Regions from separate parts of the Homo sapiens genome. Here region 2 is linked to region 1. The links are chromatin loops, found by intact Hi-C in ENCODE. Cell type or tissue: HCT116. All regions are shown on one strand. Each heading gives the region's core, and the rest is flanking DNA. Links, peaks and the distances in the headings are about the cores only.

Region 1 (2,918 bases), core at 212-2,711:
GTCTCTTCCAGAAAGTCAGAAAGGGGCCCCTGAGGAAGTCCTCCTAGCTGAGATGTAAGCCTTCAACCTCCACAGAGAGGAGCAACATAGAGAAAGCACACATGCACTGGCCCTTTGGTGGGAGAAAAAACAGTACCTGCGGGACCAGAATACAAAGGGTTGGAGGCCAATAGAAGTGCCGCCCAAAGAGAGGTGCAGATGCATGAAGGGCTGGATGAAGATCTAGTGGATTATTTTAGGCTTTTCATTTTTCTCCCAGGAGCAATAGGAGGCTACTGAAGGGCTTTAAAGAAGAAAGATGATGAGATTTGCATTCTGGAAAAAAATAATTGTTGTAGCTGCAGAATGGGGCTGAATTGGAGGCAGGATGAGAAAGAATTCAGGCAGAATAGGTAGGGAAAGAGATGACTGTGGCACAGACCAGGGTAGTAGAGGAGGGGATGGAGGGGAGTGGAGGGATTCAAGAGAGGATTTGGGGACCAAATAGAAATGACTTGGAAATGACTTCGATGTGGATTGAGATAGGCCTGACTCCTAGGTTTCCAGCTTGCACATTTGTCTGGATGGGAATGTCTTCACTGACAATGGAAACACTATAGAAGGATCAGGCTTGGGGCAGAAGTGGGACAGGGTCCTTTGGGACATTGAAGAAGAAATATCAAGTAGGCAATTGTACACATGGCTCTAGTTTCTGACCACTAAGGTGAGAAGGTAGCCTCTGTTGTATTGTATTGCACCATCTTTTGGATGAGTTTTTGGGGTTGGAGAGGCAGCCTGGAGAGGAGAGTCAGTGGGGCCTGGGCCAGGAGGGTATTTGCCACTCCTGGCCACTCTCTCCAGAGCAACTATAGCAGCTTTCTAGCCCAGGTACTTGAGTTCGGCTGCTTAAGAATTTTTGACACTGAATAAACAGGGCTTGAAAGAACCTAGTTAACAAAAGATCAGATGGGACCTAGCAGAAGGCTCATGAGTCCTTGACAAAAGAAAGTTCTGAGGCCTAATATTTGTTCTTCCTACCCAAAGTTGAGTTATAAACAGTGTACCACTATTGACCTTCACTGGGATTTGCTTTCCTGGGATCTGGAGAAGCACAGCGTGTTCCTGTGCATGAACATACTGTTATCTTTGGCTTGGTCTGAGGCTGTAGAACAGTCCAGATGGTGCTCCTGCCACCTGGAGGACAGAAGCGGAGGTGGAGGCTGGTCTCCTGCTATCTCCCCCACACTTTGGGGGCACAGAGAATCCATGGGAGGAAAACAAGGAACTGGTTTCTCCAAGAAGTTGTACAAACCAATGTCAACAGGTCAAGCCAGGGCTTTGGGAAGTCAGACATGGGCACTGATACATTTCTTAAAAGCCTGGGGGACAAGCGGATCACCTTCTCCCATAGAACACCCCGGGGGTTACTATCAGAAGGGGAATAATGGGTGGATGGACCATGGGACCTTCTGCTTTGTCTGTTTGCACATATCCTTCTTGTTGTTGGCAGGTGACTCACTCTTCCACCATGGAACAAGGACAGACCTAACCCCTGAATGAGATAAGCAACTGAGCATGGTGCCTCAGCTCCTACCTCTCCTCTTTAGGGGTCTGTCCACTTGCAAAAAGCATGTGTTTTCATCTGCTCAAGAGGTTAGCAGTAAAGACTCTGCCCCCGTGGGCAAGACCTGTGTTTTCCTGCTTTGCCTGTGACTGAGTGGATACATTTTATTCTGCAGCACAATTTTAGTAAGCTCATTTAGCATTCCTACTAAACCTTGCTGTCTAATATCAGCTTTAAATATTAAATGTGATTTTTCAATCTCCCAATATAGGGAGATTGAAAGGAACAGGAGTGTCACTCATTGGGCTTCCGAAAATCCCAACAAATAGAGAAAACTGTCTGGAATGCAGAGCCTTGAAGATCTTTGTATGGCTTTAAAATGTGACATATCCTCCCAGGTAGTTAAGAAAATTCAGCTGCTTAGAGAATTGAACTGGACCTTCTGATTGCCATATCTAATCTGGGTACAAGTATGTAGTAGATAACTTTCTCCCATCAATAAGTGTGAATTCATCACGTAGCCATTCCAATACAGGACAAACCAAGGCAAAACAAAGAAAAAGAAAACTGTATTTGTGCCTTTCCCGGGACTCACAGAGTTGCCACGCAAGGTTATTTTTGATTTGCCCCTCCAAATCCATTTCCAGCTTTTTTAGCTCTGCCTTGAGCTGCAGGAGACTGCCGGTATGGACTGTATCAATGGGCTTCTGGTGGTTCAGCCAGAGGGAGGCACTAGTAAGCGGTCAGAAGGTGGGAAAGAGAGATGTCAGTGTTTTTGACTCCCCTCTTCACTAGGGTATGGTGGTCCTGTTCCTCTACTGATGAGCAAACTCCCATCAAAGGCCTCCTCTCCCACATTACAGCTCTTACTGGGTTCTGGCACCTGCCAGTTCTCCCCTTGACCCTTCAAACCTGGGGGTGTAATGGCTGCCCACTTTCATCAGTCCCCTGGTGCCTCAGAGTCCCTTCTGATCCCATTTAGTCCTCTACAGATAGTCTTTTCTTTAATGTTCTTTGTACCATCCTGAATGCACTCTGTTTTCTGTTGAGACTTGAGTCAGAAATATTCACTACCAATAGTGAATTAAAAGCCTTCTGAATTTCAGTCCGAATTCTTGGCTATGTTCACACTTCCCTGCACTGGTAACTGGTGTACAGCGACCAGGTACTGTCTAGAAAAATGCATCTTTGGGATACTCTGATCCCTACATGCATCTCTCCATGAACAGACGTAGTTCATTGGTTGGCTCCCTTGAGTCAATGGGCAGGGAGAGCATTTCAGCATTGTGAGAATCGGTGCATTAGAAACACTTGCAGCTCCCCATGACTCAGAACCCATGGCATTCTAGAAATCTTTAATGCCTATTATATTCAG
Region 2 (2,918 bases), core at 253-2,752, 460 kb before region 1:
TAGCCAGCACCCTTGGATAAAACCTTCACTTTAATAAACTGATGGTATAAGGGTCCCTTTCTTGAGGCTGAGACAGTGAGGTAGAAAGGAAAGCAGGCATGGGAGTGGCTCATGGTAATGGGGCACCAAGATAATACTCTTTACTTCTCACAGGGGAGCACTTCCCAGGGCATGATCTGTCTCTTTTCATAACCTTGAGGCTGCCGCTTGTCTACTTTGAGCCTCTTTCCCACCTGTAGAAGGAACACATTGGAAATGGACTGTAGGACCTCAGAAGATTTCTTTCAGACTTTGAAGGGGTTTAAGATGTTGACATACACACCATAGAACATTATTATTAATACCTCCCTTGGCCTCCTTTCCCACCTGTAGAAGGGGCGCACTGGAAATGGACTGACTGTAGGACCTCAGAAGATTTCTTTCAGACTTTGAAGGGGTTTAAGATGTTGACATACACACCATAGAACATTATTATTAATACCTCCCTTGGCCCTTCCTCCCAAAATTGTATTCACCTAGCAAGACCTGACAGGAGCATTCATGGCTCAGACCACTTGCAAAGTTCATGTAACACAAGCAAGAAGTAAATCTTTGTGTGGTGTATGCCACTGAAGTATTGGGGTGACTTGTTACTGCGCATAGCCTAGTGAAAGCCGACTTACATAACTTTCCTTTTAGCTTATCAGACTAACGCATACAATGAAGACGACCTTGTAATTAAGGTTCCACTGTCTCAAGTAGAAAGACCTATATTTGACATCTAGATCTGACACTGGATTTATTACCTTGGATAAATCACTTGACTTCTAGATCTTATTTTCCTTGTTTTAAAAAGGAAATAATAAAATATTATGTTTTTTCTAATAATTGTTATTTTTCTACTACAACCATTAATAATCATTGCTACCACTTTTTCTCCCTTCCTTTTGAGCTCGTATCAGTCACTGGGGCTAAGCATCTTCCACGGGTGGGATATTCACCACAATTTCATGAGGTAGTTTAATTACTCCCATTTTACGGATTTAGTACTCAAGATCTTGCAACATCAAGCAATCTGCCCATGGCCACACAGCAGACAAGAGTAGACATACAATGTTGGCTAAAGCAAAGTGTGTTGAATTTAGCAAGGGTCTCAACTATACAATTTAGATATGTAATATTTTTATTGTTCTTAATTACAGTACCTAACACAACATCATGCATAGGTGAGAACCTTTGATTGTTTCTGGATTTTAAAAATTTTTGTTGCTTCTTGCCACAAGATGGCACCCAAAGCCAACAAGCTCTAACAAGCTACTGGGTCCTGCCCTGAGTCAGTTCCCAGCACGGCTTTGTCAGATAGGTTTGCAAACAGGCCTCACACCTTGCTCAGACCAGGGGGCCCAACCTGGCAGAATTTATCAGTGTCTATTTGGGTTCCAAACATCTGGACACCTCAGCCAACACTGGAAACACATTTGGAATCTTTCCCCATATATTTCACATTTTTCCAAATCAAATAACTTTACCTTGGAAACTTCCACCAAATCTTCTTCTTTTTAGAAATTCCAGAGGTCCTCTTCCAGAAATGATATATCTGCCCACCTCTGGCCTAGTTGTATTATTATAAATGTTGCCATTTAATGCAATAAAATAGATATTTAATGTAACTAAAGCTTTTGAGCTTACTGTTACATTAAAAATCCCACTATACTACCCAACTATGGCCCATGGGACTGTATTGTAGGCCAAACCTGGGAGCTTATTAGAAACACAGAATTTTAGGATCTGCTCCTGGCCCACCGGATCAAAATCCGCACTTAAATAAGATTCCACTGGTGGTTCATATCACATTAGAGTTTGAGAAGATACACAAGAGCCACTGGCCCACAGGTGATTTTCCTATAAATTAAAAAAAGTGCTTCCTGGATTTACATCAATGAAGTATCTAAAATAATCAATTCTATAGAATCAGAGAATGGAATGGTGGGGCTGTGGGAGAGGGGAGAGGGGGACAACTGGTGTAGGTTTCAGTCAAGCAAGATGAACATGCTCTAAAGATCTGCTGCATGATATTGTACCTGTAATCAACACTCATGCATGATATGCTTACATGTTTATTAACAGGATGTATCTCACGTTAAGTGTTCCCATCACAATTTTTTTAAAGTCCTTTCCTATGGACAGATGCTGCCACAAACTGGTGAGCACAGCAGGATTTCAGGTCATATTGTGCATATCCTCTCCCTCTTTCTCCCTCTCCCTCCTTCTCCCTTTCTCTTTCCCTCCCACCTTCCATTTCCCCCTCTCTCTATGGTATATATACCCACAGATTCACCATCATATACACATATATTTGTTTAATTAAAACACAACAGCTTATCTTGCAAATACGTCTGCAAAAATCACTGTTTAATATTCAGCTACTTGGGATATTTGTGTCACATCCATTAGTCCTGGTAATCAAAAATTTGTTATTCTCTGAATCCTGGGATAAACATACACCCACTCACAAACTCACACTGCAAAAAGCGTAAAAAGAATTGATTATGTATGCATATCTCTCTGACTACATTCACACCAACCCAATACAACTTGCATATGTCTTTAAATGTTTTAGGATCTTTTTAAAATGTAATAACAAAATATTCTTGATGATTTTTGCTTTAATTCTCATCTTGTTCTCCCTAAGCCTTTTCTGTCTGATGCCCAGTGTCTGAGGAATTAAGTTAAATCCTTCTGGAAAGCCCTGAGCTGGGCCAAGCTTCCCCTTCCATTATTCCCAGGGACAGTGACGTCCTTGGTTTCAGGTGCTGCCAACAGAGCTATGTGTCACCCAAAAGAAGAAGGATTACAAAATGGCAAAAAGAGGATCTTGCAGGAGCACAGAGCAGGAGGCAGAGATGTAGAAAGAGAGGAGGAAAGGGGGAGGAGTGAGA

The links. Peaks named below come from ENCODE experiments on the same cell type or tissue, not always from the same donor. Only the 100,000 strongest peaks of a DNase experiment are listed, where the experiment ranks them.
Region 2: a loop joins it to region 1, with 6 times the contacts of the local background. A loop is called at or near these places in 2 of 110 quality-filtered maps.

The regions. Positions count from the first base shown.
Region 1 is chr5:38,666,041-38,668,958 of GRCh38, forward strand. The region is part of intron 8 of LIFR-AS1 (LIFR antisense RNA 1); the gene reads left to right. Among named protein-coding and RNA genes, the nearest start is that of LINC01265, 53 kb to the right of the region's middle. In HCT116, for the core only: a CTCF peak has its summit at 1,176 (motif pointing left); a DNase peak (open chromatin) is centred at 1,161.
Region 2 is chr5:38,207,703-38,210,620 of GRCh38, forward strand. No RefSeq gene overlaps it. Among named protein-coding and RNA genes, the nearest start is that of EGFLAM, 49 kb to the right of the region's middle. In HCT116, for the core only: a CTCF peak has its summit at 1,265 (motif pointing right); a DNase peak (open chromatin) is centred at 1,279.